2 separate regions of the Homo sapiens genome follow, and region 2 is linked to region 1. The links are chromatin contacts, found by Hi-C or POLR2A ChIA-PET in ENCODE. All regions are on one chromosome and are shown on one strand. The core of a region is the stretch at or near the end of the contact, and the rest is flanking DNA. Distances in the headings are between cores, read along the strand shown. Region 1 holds the start of SLC9A3-AS1 (SLC9A3 antisense RNA 1). Region 2 holds the start of LPCAT1 (lysophosphatidylcholine acyltransferase 1).

What was found. A loop is a pair of places that touch in the nucleus more often than their neighbours do. ChIA-PET counts read pairs that join two places held with the same protein, here RNA polymerase II (POLR2A). Pooled maps may share reads with other maps.
Region 2: a loop to region 1 is called in a pooled map, with 8 times the contacts of the local background. The contact joins the promoter of LPCAT1 here to the promoter of SLC9A3-AS1 in region 1. A Hi-C loop is called at or near these places in 1 of 37 single-sample maps with no recorded cell type and 8 of 50 pooled maps. POLR2A ChIA-PET finds 5 or more read pairs at or near these places in 1 of 52 experiments (activated T-cell).

What each region holds. Positions count from the first base shown.
Region 1 is chr5:469,964-474,651 of GRCh38, forward strand. SLC9A3-AS1 (SLC9A3 antisense RNA 1) reads left to right here and starts at 3,273. Exons shown (of 7, transcript NR_125375.1): 1 at 3,273-3,436. SLC9A3 (solute carrier family 9 member A3) reads right to left here. Exons shown (of 17, transcript NM_004174.4): 17 at 493-3,419. The coding sequence ends at 3,416. SLC9A3-OT1 (SLC9A3 3' UTR overlapping transcript 1) reads right to left here and starts at 3,002. Exons shown (of 2, transcript NR_024158.1): 1 at 2,716-3,002; 2 at 547-2,002. RefSeq lists enhancers at 1,954-2,596, 2,597-3,237 and silencers at 2,481-2,610, 2,971-3,040, 3,161-3,980.
Region 2 is chr5:1,522,700-1,528,712 of GRCh38, forward strand. LPCAT1 (lysophosphatidylcholine acyltransferase 1) reads right to left here and starts at 1,261. Exons shown (of 14, transcript NM_024830.5): 1 at 1,011-1,261. The coding sequence starts at 1,145. RefSeq lists silencers at 449-648, 919-1,228, 1,249-1,648 and a cis regulatory region at 2,418-2,653.

The DNA.
Region 1 (4,688 bases), core at 2,023-4,522:
GGTCTTGAGTGCACCTGGCATACAGTAAGTGCTCAGTAAATGCATATGAATTAGAATTCGTAGTGTTCACAGTCATTAGAGTGTCCCTTATAAGAATGAAAAATGCATTTATTTTCCCACTGAGAGGGAATTCTTGTTACTTCTGGAATGAGTGCCCAGGGCGAATGGTGGTGAGTGTGCAGCCCTCACTGGTGTTTTGCTCTGATTCTGTGTGAGGGTCACCGCTGGGACCCACGGTCACTGGTCACATCCTCCTCACGGGTGCCTGCAATGACAGGCCTCCGCAGGGGGCTCTGACCCCATCTGTCTGCACCGGAGGGGCTGTGCTCAGATCCAGGGGTCGCGCCACAGCTGTGTCCAGTGGCTTCCTCACACCAGCTAGGAAGGGCAGCAACAGCACGTGCACGCACACACGCACACAACGCGCACACACACGCATGTGTCAGTGCTAATTTTTGGGCAGAGCGATGTCTGCCTACAGGAGACGTCTCCTTAAATTCTCATAGGTGGATATTTCTCTTTTATAAACAAAGTTTGCACCCAAAATGCCTTGAAATGTTTTTAATAGAATTGGTCTAGTAATCGTTCAGGATTTCGGTGATGGGCCCTCCCTGTCTGGACACTGCCAACCCACAGCTGGAGGGGCACTTAAGGCACGTCATTTTGTGATTAGAATTACACGAAATTTGATTAATATTATAGCTGCAAAATTAACATACACAATTTTCACTCATAATTTAAAATATTTTGATGAAATTCTTTGCTTTCACAATAGAAGATCAATGGTACACAGTATATTGAACTCTGTAACAAAATTATTTTTGAGAAAATACAGAAGTGAGAAATAGTGATTTCCTCAATTTGTTTATAGTCTATCACAAAGTAGGCCAAAGTTCAGTATTAAATAGATATCCTAATAAAAGTTTTTACAAGTTTTCCTAAGGAAATACATTCATAAGACTGTTTACCTTCTGTTTGACAGCAGTGACAGGAACGTGGGGATCCCCACTCATGACGAGTCCCTAGCACTCAGCCCCTGGCACCCACAGCCCCGGCGCGCTCCGTCACCTGGTAGGGAGCAGCCTGGGCTGCCGTGAGTGAGGTGTTCTCACTCTGGTTCCGTGTTTGTGTTTAGCCTGTGCAATTCTCGTCAACACAGAACACCTGCCTGCCCACCCCCGGTGCTGAAGACCGACCAGTCAAGGAGGTGTTGGTGGGAGTGTTGTGTTCACCATGTGGAGATCAGGCGGCGATTACCGCATCTTCTTTGCTGACTTTGGTAACCGGGTGTCCAGGGAGGAGCGATCGGGAGTGGCCAAGCAGTTGCCTGGACTCAGCTTCTGACTCTGCAGCTGGGAGTCAGATGCAGGCCCAAGGGTCCAGGGGAGTTGTTCAGCGCCTGGAATCGCCATGCATTGCGCGGTGGACCGCACGACGCTCCTGCTCTGTTCTCCCAGGCACAGACAGGCACTTGGAAGGCAGCTTTGCTCCTCTGGCCACCCGGAAACCTCCCAGCAGTTCAGATGGGACAAACTGGGGGCCTGTCAGAACAGCCACTTGTGCCGGGAAGGCCAGGCCCCGGCCTGCTCCGATGAACGTCAGGACGGTGGCTGCAGCAGGGAACCAGGGCTGGCCTTGGATCTGTCCAGTAGGGTCACTGACTGGGCAGGGCTTGCTGCATAGAGGATGGCTGCATTTTGTGCTCAGAGTTGGTTGAAATGGCTACGAAGTGTGGAGAATAACCACTGAATCCCAAAAAGTCACTGCGCTTGATCTGATCCAAGTAACAGTGACTGCAGTTAGGGTCGAGAGCTTCTCCGAAGCAGCGGTCATGCAGGCTTTTGTGTGGCTGACGCTTCCCTTTTTCACAACAGTAAAAAGCTATCAATGGGAAATTGTGGACTTTTCCCACCAGGGACTCAATGGGGACTCAATGTGCAATATTCAGTCAACATAAAACTCTTTAAGAACTCCTCCTGACTGGTGACTGTCAACACTTGATCTGAAACGTGAATAGTTTAATTTTCCTGAGCAAGGAGCTGCGAGTCTAGCTTTAGAAAAGCCCCTAGGAGTGTCCACCTCCACCACTTCCACCGTGCAGGCAGGTTTCAGGTGGGTTGGACCCTGTGGGACTTGCCGTCTGAGGGATGGATGGACTCCGAGCACCCTCCCCGGCTCAGCACCCGCGGCCTCCGCCCACTCAATGGACTGTGCCTCCCAGAGCTTGGGCTGGATGGTCTCCCTGCAGAGGACCAGGAGCTCTGTCCAAGGCCTCGCCCTGGGACGCTGGAAGGGGTGGGAAGGGTCAGGGGTCCGGGGTCTAGGACAGGCTCAGGGGTCTCAGCAGGTTCTCCTTGGAGGGCCTGAGCCTGGTAGGGGGGCGGTGCCCTGGGCCCCTCCATGCCCCCTGGTTTGTTAAGGGGGACAGAGCAGCTGCTGGGCCCCACCATCCACTTAAGGACTGGCCGTGATTCTTGGCAAGCTCCGCCCGCCAGGCCACCTCTCACCCAGCCAGGGCACCCCGGGCGACCTCCGCGCCAGGTGCGACAGCTCAGGCCGGAGACCTCGTCTGTGGGGACGGGCCGTGTCCGGGGCCGCCACCCTGAGACCGGGCGCGGGCAGGACGGAACCTGGGGGGGAAACGGGGCAGGTACTGGCTTTAGGAGTCTAAATCCCCAAACGCTGAGCAGACGGAAGACGTTCCTGCCACTTTACCTGCAGTTCAAAGACCTGGCGAGGGCCTGGAAACGGCGCTCGGCCCAGGCCGCTTGCGGGCGCTGGGCCTGCAGCCGCTGCAGGTCGGGCCCTGAGTCCTGGCGCTCGGGAGGTCCCTGAGTCGGTCCCCGAGTCAGTCCCCGGGCGCGGGGCTCGGTTGGGGGGGCCCGGAACCTTGGGCTGGTTTCACGCAAATCCGTTTGGGGCGAGCCTCGGTTTCCCGGCAGCGGTGGGAAAGGGCGCGAGCGGCCAGCCATGGCGCGCGGACCCTTCCCGCCGGCGGCGTCACAGCGGCGTCTCCTCCTGCTCCAGCGCGTGCGGCGGTGCGTGGCACGAGGGCGGCAGCGACGCCAGCTTCAGCAGCGCGGGGCGGCGGCGCGCGCGAGGCCGCTGGAACGAGCGCCGGCTGTGCACGCGGCGCGCCGCCGCCGAACGCGCGTGCGCACTCGGCAGCCCTCGGCGCTCCGGCCCCGCCCCCGGCGCAGGCCCCGCCCCCGGCTCGCCCTCGGGCGGCTCTGCGGGCGCAGGCGCGGCACTCTCGGAGTTCTGCGCAGGCGCTGGCGTGGGCGAGGCGGGGCTCGGGGCTCGCGGTCGCTGTAGCCGCGCGGGGATCTGGGGTTTCTCTGGGACAGCGGCGGCGGCGGTGGGCGGACCGTGGCGCGGGGACGAGCGGCCGGTTAGCGGCGTGTCGGAGCCGGTGTCACCTGCGGGAGAGGAAGGCGTGAGCGGCGCGCGGAGCCCGGGCGCTGGGGCGGGAGGGGCGTCCCCGGGGGCCTCAGCTGTCCCCGAGCCCGGCGGCTCTCGCCTCCCCTCCCGCGGCGCACCCCAGGCTCGGCGTCCGCTGGGGCCTCCTCCCAGGACCCGGGTTCGCGGGGCAGAGGCGGAAGCAGCAACAGCGAAGCCCCAGCCCGGCCCCGCCACGTCCCCCCGCCGGGGGTCCCGGGACAGCGGCCTCCTCGGCGCAGGAAGGTCCCGCCCCAGGCCCTGCAGCGCGGGAGGTCAAGGTCCCCAAGGGGACCTGCTTCCTCCATCTCAAACCGCCCTGGCGTCCCCCGGGTGCCTCCCAGGCCCCCAGAGGGAGCTCAGAAAGCCCAGACCCCACGGCCCGCCCCTCTCCCTGCTCTGAGCTGGAGGCAGAGTCCGGGTCTGCGGGGCCGGCCCTCCCTGTATCCCTGTGAGAGGGTCGGGGACCCGGGGCGTCTGTCTGGCTTCCCCCAGCCCTGCTCTCAGCTCCCTGGGAGCGCAGGATTTGGACTCGCGGACTAGCTTTCGGAGCCACCTAAAGGAAATCTCAGGCGGCCCTAGTGCCCTCAGCTCCGTGGGAGCAGCAGAGACGCCAGAGTATCTCTGTCCGGGCTCCTGAGGGAGGTGCGGCCAGCAGGGCGCTAGAGGAGGAAGAGGGGCTGCTGGAGAGAGAGAGCGCGCCAGGTTCAGGTCCAGGGAGGAGAGAGAGCGAGCGCGCGAGGCGGAGACCTGGAGGGAGAGGAGCTGCGGAGAGGGGTTAGGCGGGGAGGGAGAGAGAGAACCAGGTTCCGGTCCAGGGAGGAGAGAGACAGCGCGCGCGAGGCGGAGACCTGGAGGAGAGGAGCTGCGGAGAGGGGTTAGGCGGGGAGAGAGAGAGAGCGAGCCAGGTTCAGGTCCAGGGAGGAGAGAGACAGCGCGCGCGAGGCGGAGACCTGGAGGGAGAGGAGCTGCGGAGAGGGGTTAGGCGGGGAGGGAGAGAGAGAACCAGGTTCAGGTCCAGGGAGGAGAGAGACAGCGCGCGCGAGGCGGAGACCTGGAGGAGAGGAGCTGCGGAGAGGGGTTAGGCGGGGAGAGAGAGAGAGCGAGCCAGGTTCAGGTCCAGGGAGGAGAGAGACAGCGCGCGCGAGGCGGAGACCTGGAGGGAGAGGAGCTGCGGAGAGGGGTTAGGCGGGGAGGGAGAGAGCCAGGTTCAGGTCCAGGGAGGAGAGAGACAGCGCGCGCGAGGCGGA
Region 2 (6,013 bases), core at 11-2,510, 1.1 Mb after region 1:
CCGGAAATCTATTCTCACAATTGGAAGCGTGCTCCCTACAAACCGGACAGCCCCATAGGCCCCGAAACAGTGCTTGCTTCTAGGAATTATTCTAGAGTCAAAAGTAAGGTCCTCTTGAGAGTGGATCTCAGGTAACTGTAAGCCCAGCTGGCAGCCAGGTAGCCGGAAAAGCCAGGCTGAGCCAGCACATCCCCGGTGCAGCTTCCTGCAGCGAGCGGCCCCCTCCCCACGACGCCCCCGGGTCTCCCCTCACCACTGTCCCATCGCAGGATCTCAGCAAACCGTTCCCTCCCACGTGGCAGCCCAGGTTGCATAAAGTTGATTCGGGTCAGACCAGCCCCGAGAAAGCATCCCTTACAACAGGAGCGAAGCATGCACCCCAGAAGGCAACGTGCGGCCGCAGAGCAGGGAGACCCGTGCGCCTACAGGGGACCCTACAGGGGACCCGCACCGCCCGCGCGCCCTGTCCCGGGCACCACCAGGCCCCGCACACGAGGCTCACCCAGAGCCGCGGTGCCCTCCCGCCCGCGGGCCGCGTCCAGGCAAAGCCGCTCCGGAGTCCCCGGGCTGCGCGCAGGGCCTGCCAAGGCGGGCGGGGCCCGGACCAGGGACGAGCGCGGGGACCGGCGATGCGGGTCCAGCCTCCCGCGGGAGCCGAGGTCGGGGCTCTGGGAGGCAGAGAAAGGGTTGTGGGCCCGGTTCAGGGTGCAGGGGTCTGGGGGGAGGAGCAGAACGCGGGGCGGGGATGGGAAGCGGGGACCCCGAGGAAGGCGCTGAGGGACCAGGATGCGCGTGCGGGCGGCGGGAAGCCGGCGCCGAGACCGAGGCATCGGGTGCGGGCGGCGGGGACGCGAACTGAGGGGCGGCCGCGGGGAGGGAAGGCGCCGCGGCTCGCAGGGCCGCGCCGCGCCCCAGGCCCCCTCCCCGGCCCCTCCTCGGCCGCGCCTCCCTGGCCCCAGCATCCCTGGCGTCCGCGCCGGCTCCCGGGGCCGCGCGCCCTGGGCACCCACCTGGGCCTTCTGCAGGGCGCTGAGGCGCAGCTCGTGCACGAAGGGGTTCCGCCCCGGGGGCGCCAGCAGCCGAGCGTCGCTGGCCCCTGCGCTGGAGGCAGGGGCGGCCCGGGGTCCGCATCCCCGCAGCCTCATGGCCGCGCCGTCCCGCGGCGAGCGCAGCCGAGCTGCCTGGGGCGCCGAGCGGGGCCGGGGCTAGCTGGGCGCGGGTCTCGGGGCGCGGGCCGAGGATGCGCGGCGGCTGGAGCGGGCCGGGCGCGCAGGCGCGGGAGGTGACGTGGGCGGAGCGGGAGCGCCGGCCGGGGCGGGGCGTCCCTGGAAGCCTCGCCTCCCGCCGGCCGGCAGGGGCGGCACCAGCCGGAGTTCCGCTACCTGGTGGTTTCTCTGGGGTCTGTGGGGGGCCGGGGCCGCTGGGGACCGGGGGCGCCTCCTGCAGCCACTGGAGCACAGGGATCCCCGGCAGGGTCTGCGCCAGGAGAAAGGGAGGTCCCCCGGGCCCGCGAGGCTGCCACGTCGTCCCCTTCCGCCGCTCGGCCCGCCTGCTCGCGGGGAGGGAGGAAGGGGCGGGCACGCGTCCAGCTTACGCGCAAGGCGGGCCAGGCCCTGGGTGCCGAGCCCCGGGCTGTTCCGGCGAAGGCCCCACGCCATTCTTCTTATTCGTTGGGCTCCTAGCTCGCACCGGCGACCCTGGAAGCTGCCCCGGGCTGAGGGAGCTTCTTCCAGCCGCGCCTCAGCCCAGGCGACTCCCGCCTGAGGTCCACTCGACCTTAGGACCCCCCAGACCTCGGGATCCCCTCAGATCTCAGGACCCCTCAAGCCTCAGGACCCCCTCAGACCTCAGGACCCCTCCGATCTCAGGACCTCTCAGGCCTCAGGCCCCGCAGGGATGGCCCAGGCAGGAGGCGCACATAGGGGCCCTGACTGTCCGTGCTGGTTGTGCAGGGGCTGCGATGAGATCCCAGCGCTTTCTCACCCGTAGCTGCTTTGGCTCGGGCATTGCCCTTGTGGTGCTCAGGAGCCGTGTGAGGAGCCCCAGGGTGGGGCCCATAATTAGCCGGAGCGAGAGTAGGATGGGCTCCTGCCTCCGGGTGAACACGCTTGGATTTCAGAACTCACGCAGGCCTTCGGTCACAGTGCTCACGGCTTCCTCACCCCGGCTGGCCCTGTTGGTTCCTTCATGGCCAACGGACCTCACCCAGACAGAGCCGGTTTGGGCCACCTGGCCAACCCCCCAGGGTCCTGGCTCCTGGGGATGTCACTGCTGTGTTGGCCCCAGCTGGGCCCCATCCTCAGCAGACGCCAGGGAGTGCCCCGACCCCTCCAATGACCCTGCCTGCGCCCTTGTGGACCTCATAGTGCAGCGGGCTGGCAGAGACCCTTCTGTGTCTGAGACCGGGGTGAGGGCCAGGGGTCTGTGCCATCCACATATCATGCACAGAGAAGGCCCCGGCAGGCCAGACCCGCTGCATGGCCTTATTCCTGCCCCATAAGAGTCCCAGCCCATATTCCTGCCCCATAAGAGTCCCAGCCCATGCCTAGCAGCAGCACCTGTCCCAAGTGCCACACCCACGGGGATGGGGTGAGCCCTGTGTGCTGGTGGGCATTGGTGGCTCTGTGGCCCAGCCACCAGCGTTGCACCCACCTCCTGGGCTTTTAGTGGCCACTTGCTCTGATCCCCAAAACCAGAGCCCAGCACCCGAGGCCACCCAAGGCTCCTCACCGAACTGATCATCAAGAAAGCCCAGGACACAAAGCCTGCCAGCCACAGGGCAGCACCTGCACCCCAGCGATCCAGGCGGCCCCACCTGCTGCCTGAGTGCTCTGGAGAGGAGGGGCCCTAGGGTGTCCCAGTCCTGGGATGAGAGCAGCCTCAGGACTGGACTTGGAGAGCCATGAAAGTGGGGTCCTCCCAGAAGCACAGGCCAGGAAGCGGTGTGTGGCGGAGGGGAAACCTGCTGGAGATGGTGCAGAGCCAGATTCAATGGGGAGAGCTGCCAGAGAGTCATGGCTGTGTCCCCAGAAGATGCAAAAGTCCTAACCCACAGCACCTGTGGCCGCGACCTTATTTGGAAACAGGGTCTTTGCAGATGATCAGGTTAAGAGGAAGTCATTAGGGTGGGCCCTAGTCTGAAATGGCTTGTGTCCCTATAGAGAGGGAGATTCGGTCTCAGAGACAGACACAGAGAGAGCTCCATGGGAAGGCCAGGGTTCTGCTGCTACAGGCAAGCAGTTCCCAGGAGCTGGAGAGGCCTGGAGCAGGTCCTCTCTAGTGCTCTCAGAGGGAGCCTAGGCCTAGGGTGCCATGATCGCAGGCTTCTGGCCTCCAGACTGGGAGAGAATAAATTCCTTCTGCTTTAACCTGCAGAGTGCAAAGTGAGTTGGAACCCAGGGAAGGAGGTGGGGAGGCTGGGGGAAGAACCTCATACTGCCCGGCAATCTAAGCAGGGTCAGCAGGTTGTCCTTGAGCCAAGGTCGGTGGAAAGAGGAGTCCCTCTCCCAGAGGGGTCTTAGGTGGAGCCACTGTGGGCAGCGTGGCCTTGGTGTAGAAGCTCAGTGGATCCTTGGGTCACAGGCACCATGTGGAGGAGGCGCAGAGGCCCAGCTCCGGGGTCAGTACACAAGGGGGCACAGCTGGGAGGGTGGGTGTGACAGGGCCAAGGGCTGTGCAGAGCAGGGGGCAGGACTGGGGCACACTCGTCCTCACCAAGCAGAACCCAAGAAGGCCCCAGAGAGCGGCCAAGGAGCGGAGGTCCCCAGAGGGGCTGAGTCCACGGAACTGCCCCATCCAGGAGGACTGGCCAGGAGAGAACTGGGAAGGCCAGCCAGTGGTAGTAGCAAGGGTGGAGACCACCACCCTGCAGGGTGCTGTGGAGTGGGCAGGAGTTACAGAGGTTCTTTCCCAGCTACCTGAGAAAGGAGGAAGCGTGATGGGCAGGAGGAGGAAAATGGATGCTTGGCGGGAGGCTGGGATCCAGGGCAGCAGCTCAAGGAAGGGGCCCAGGACATGTTCCTGGGTGGAAGGCAACAGGCCAGCCTCACAGGAGACGTTGAAAACCCCTGTGAGAGGGGGTGTCATGGGCCCATCTCAGTCTGGAAGGATTCTGCGCTCAGAGGAAGGAAAGGCCTGGGGCCCGGAGCGGGGACTCCTTCTCTGCTGCAGCTGGAAGGGGTTGGATGGTCCACAGGGCACGTGCCCAGGGGGTGGGGAGCTGGGGCACTCTTGTGTGTGGGAGTCAGTTTTCTCCTGGGGACTGCGAGGGGTGGGGGAGAGGGGCTGCTTATGGGGAAATCAGCGCAAGCGTGGAGGAGCAGCAAGGAAATTCCTCCACCCACACTGGGCCTTCACACTTAGGCTTTGGTTCTGCTATGTAATGGAACGTTCTTAAGACCTGGAGGGTCTGGAAGCTTGACTAAGAGAAGTTGGTCTTGGGTGGGGAGGTATAAGCAGTTTTCTCTGTCTAGCAGGGGAAACATGAGTTTCTCATTAGGACTTAGTTTTGGGAAAACCACCCTAAGGGCCCTTTAGCTACAAAGGGAGCCCCCACTGTGGTTCTCAGGAACCTCCTGGAAGCCCCCCACAGCTCCCTGGGGCTGGTAACCACACCCCTGAGGCTTCTTGCTCTGGTTTTGTCTCTGTTTTAAGAGTGTAAGCTCACAGAGAAGTGTTTCCTATACTCCAAGTGCATTGAGAACACAAGGTACCTGCTTGTTCTGGTAAGGCTGAGTATTTTTGTTTTGTTTGTTTAATTTTTGAATTTTAGAGTTATCTATAGGATAGAAAAAGATATTCTCCTTCATTTTCTACTAACATCTTTTTTCAGTTCTGCCTTTCATGGTTGCATTTTATTCTATTTGAAGATTTTTTTCTCTGCATGGAGACCTGATATTCTCAACACCACGTATCAATCACAGACTCCCACTTGTGGGTCCACTTCCAGCATGAACAGAAAGAAGGGTTCCTGAAGCTCCTTCTGGCTGCCCCATCTCACCCATTGGTCCGTGTACTCCTTTACTCCCGTCTCACCCGCCGGTCCGCGTACTCCTTTACTCCTGTCTCACACCTTTCAACCGTCTGCCTTAGTAACTGTAGAGGGGGTTCCTTCCTGTTGGCGCTTCTTCCCAAGAATTGTAGTAGGAATTCAGGGAATTTTATTTTTCCATCCAAATTTTGGAAGCAGTTGTCCCCATTGCTAAAAATTCCCGCTGGAAGCTTCCTTTTGAATCACATTAATTGTACAGGGTACTTCAGTAAGAATGTTACTTCATTCTTACTGTTCATTCTCCCTGTTCCCTAAGAATGTTACTTCAGTAAGAGCTGGCTGGTCCTGGGAGGGGCCCTCGAAGGGCCAGCAAGGCTCCAAGGCTCCAAGGCTTCAAAGCACTAGAAAATACAAAAAAAAAATTTTTTAAATGGATGATGTGGCATGGACACTTTATAATTTTGAGAACGATTTTTCACCAACATGGTTATTCTACCATTTATTTAGATGTTCTTTCATGCCCTTTGATAGCATTTTAAATTTTTCTACATAAAGATTCTGTATTTTTGTTAATTCCTTGATGCTTCATACTTCTGCAGTGATGTAATAATCGTTTCAAAAATTACTCTTGGGCCGGGCGCGGTGGCTCATGCCTGTAATCTCAGCACTTTGGGACGCCGAGGTGGGCGGATCATCTGAGGTCAGGAGTTCGAGACCAGCCTGGCCAACATGGCAAAACCCCATCTCTACTAAAAATATGACAATTAGCCAGGTGTGGTGGCACACGCCTGTAGTCCCAGCTACCCGGGAGGCTGAGGCAGGAGGATTGCTTGAACCTGGGAGACAGAGGTTGCAGTGAGCCAAGATCACGCCACTGTACTCCAGCCTGGGCAAGAACAGAGCGAGACTCTCTTTCAAAAAAAAAAATTACTCTTGACAGTATGGATTATATGGAGAACCACTACTGCTTGTGTAGAGGTTGTATGAAGACAGACCCCAGGGTACAAGAGGACCTGTGGATGT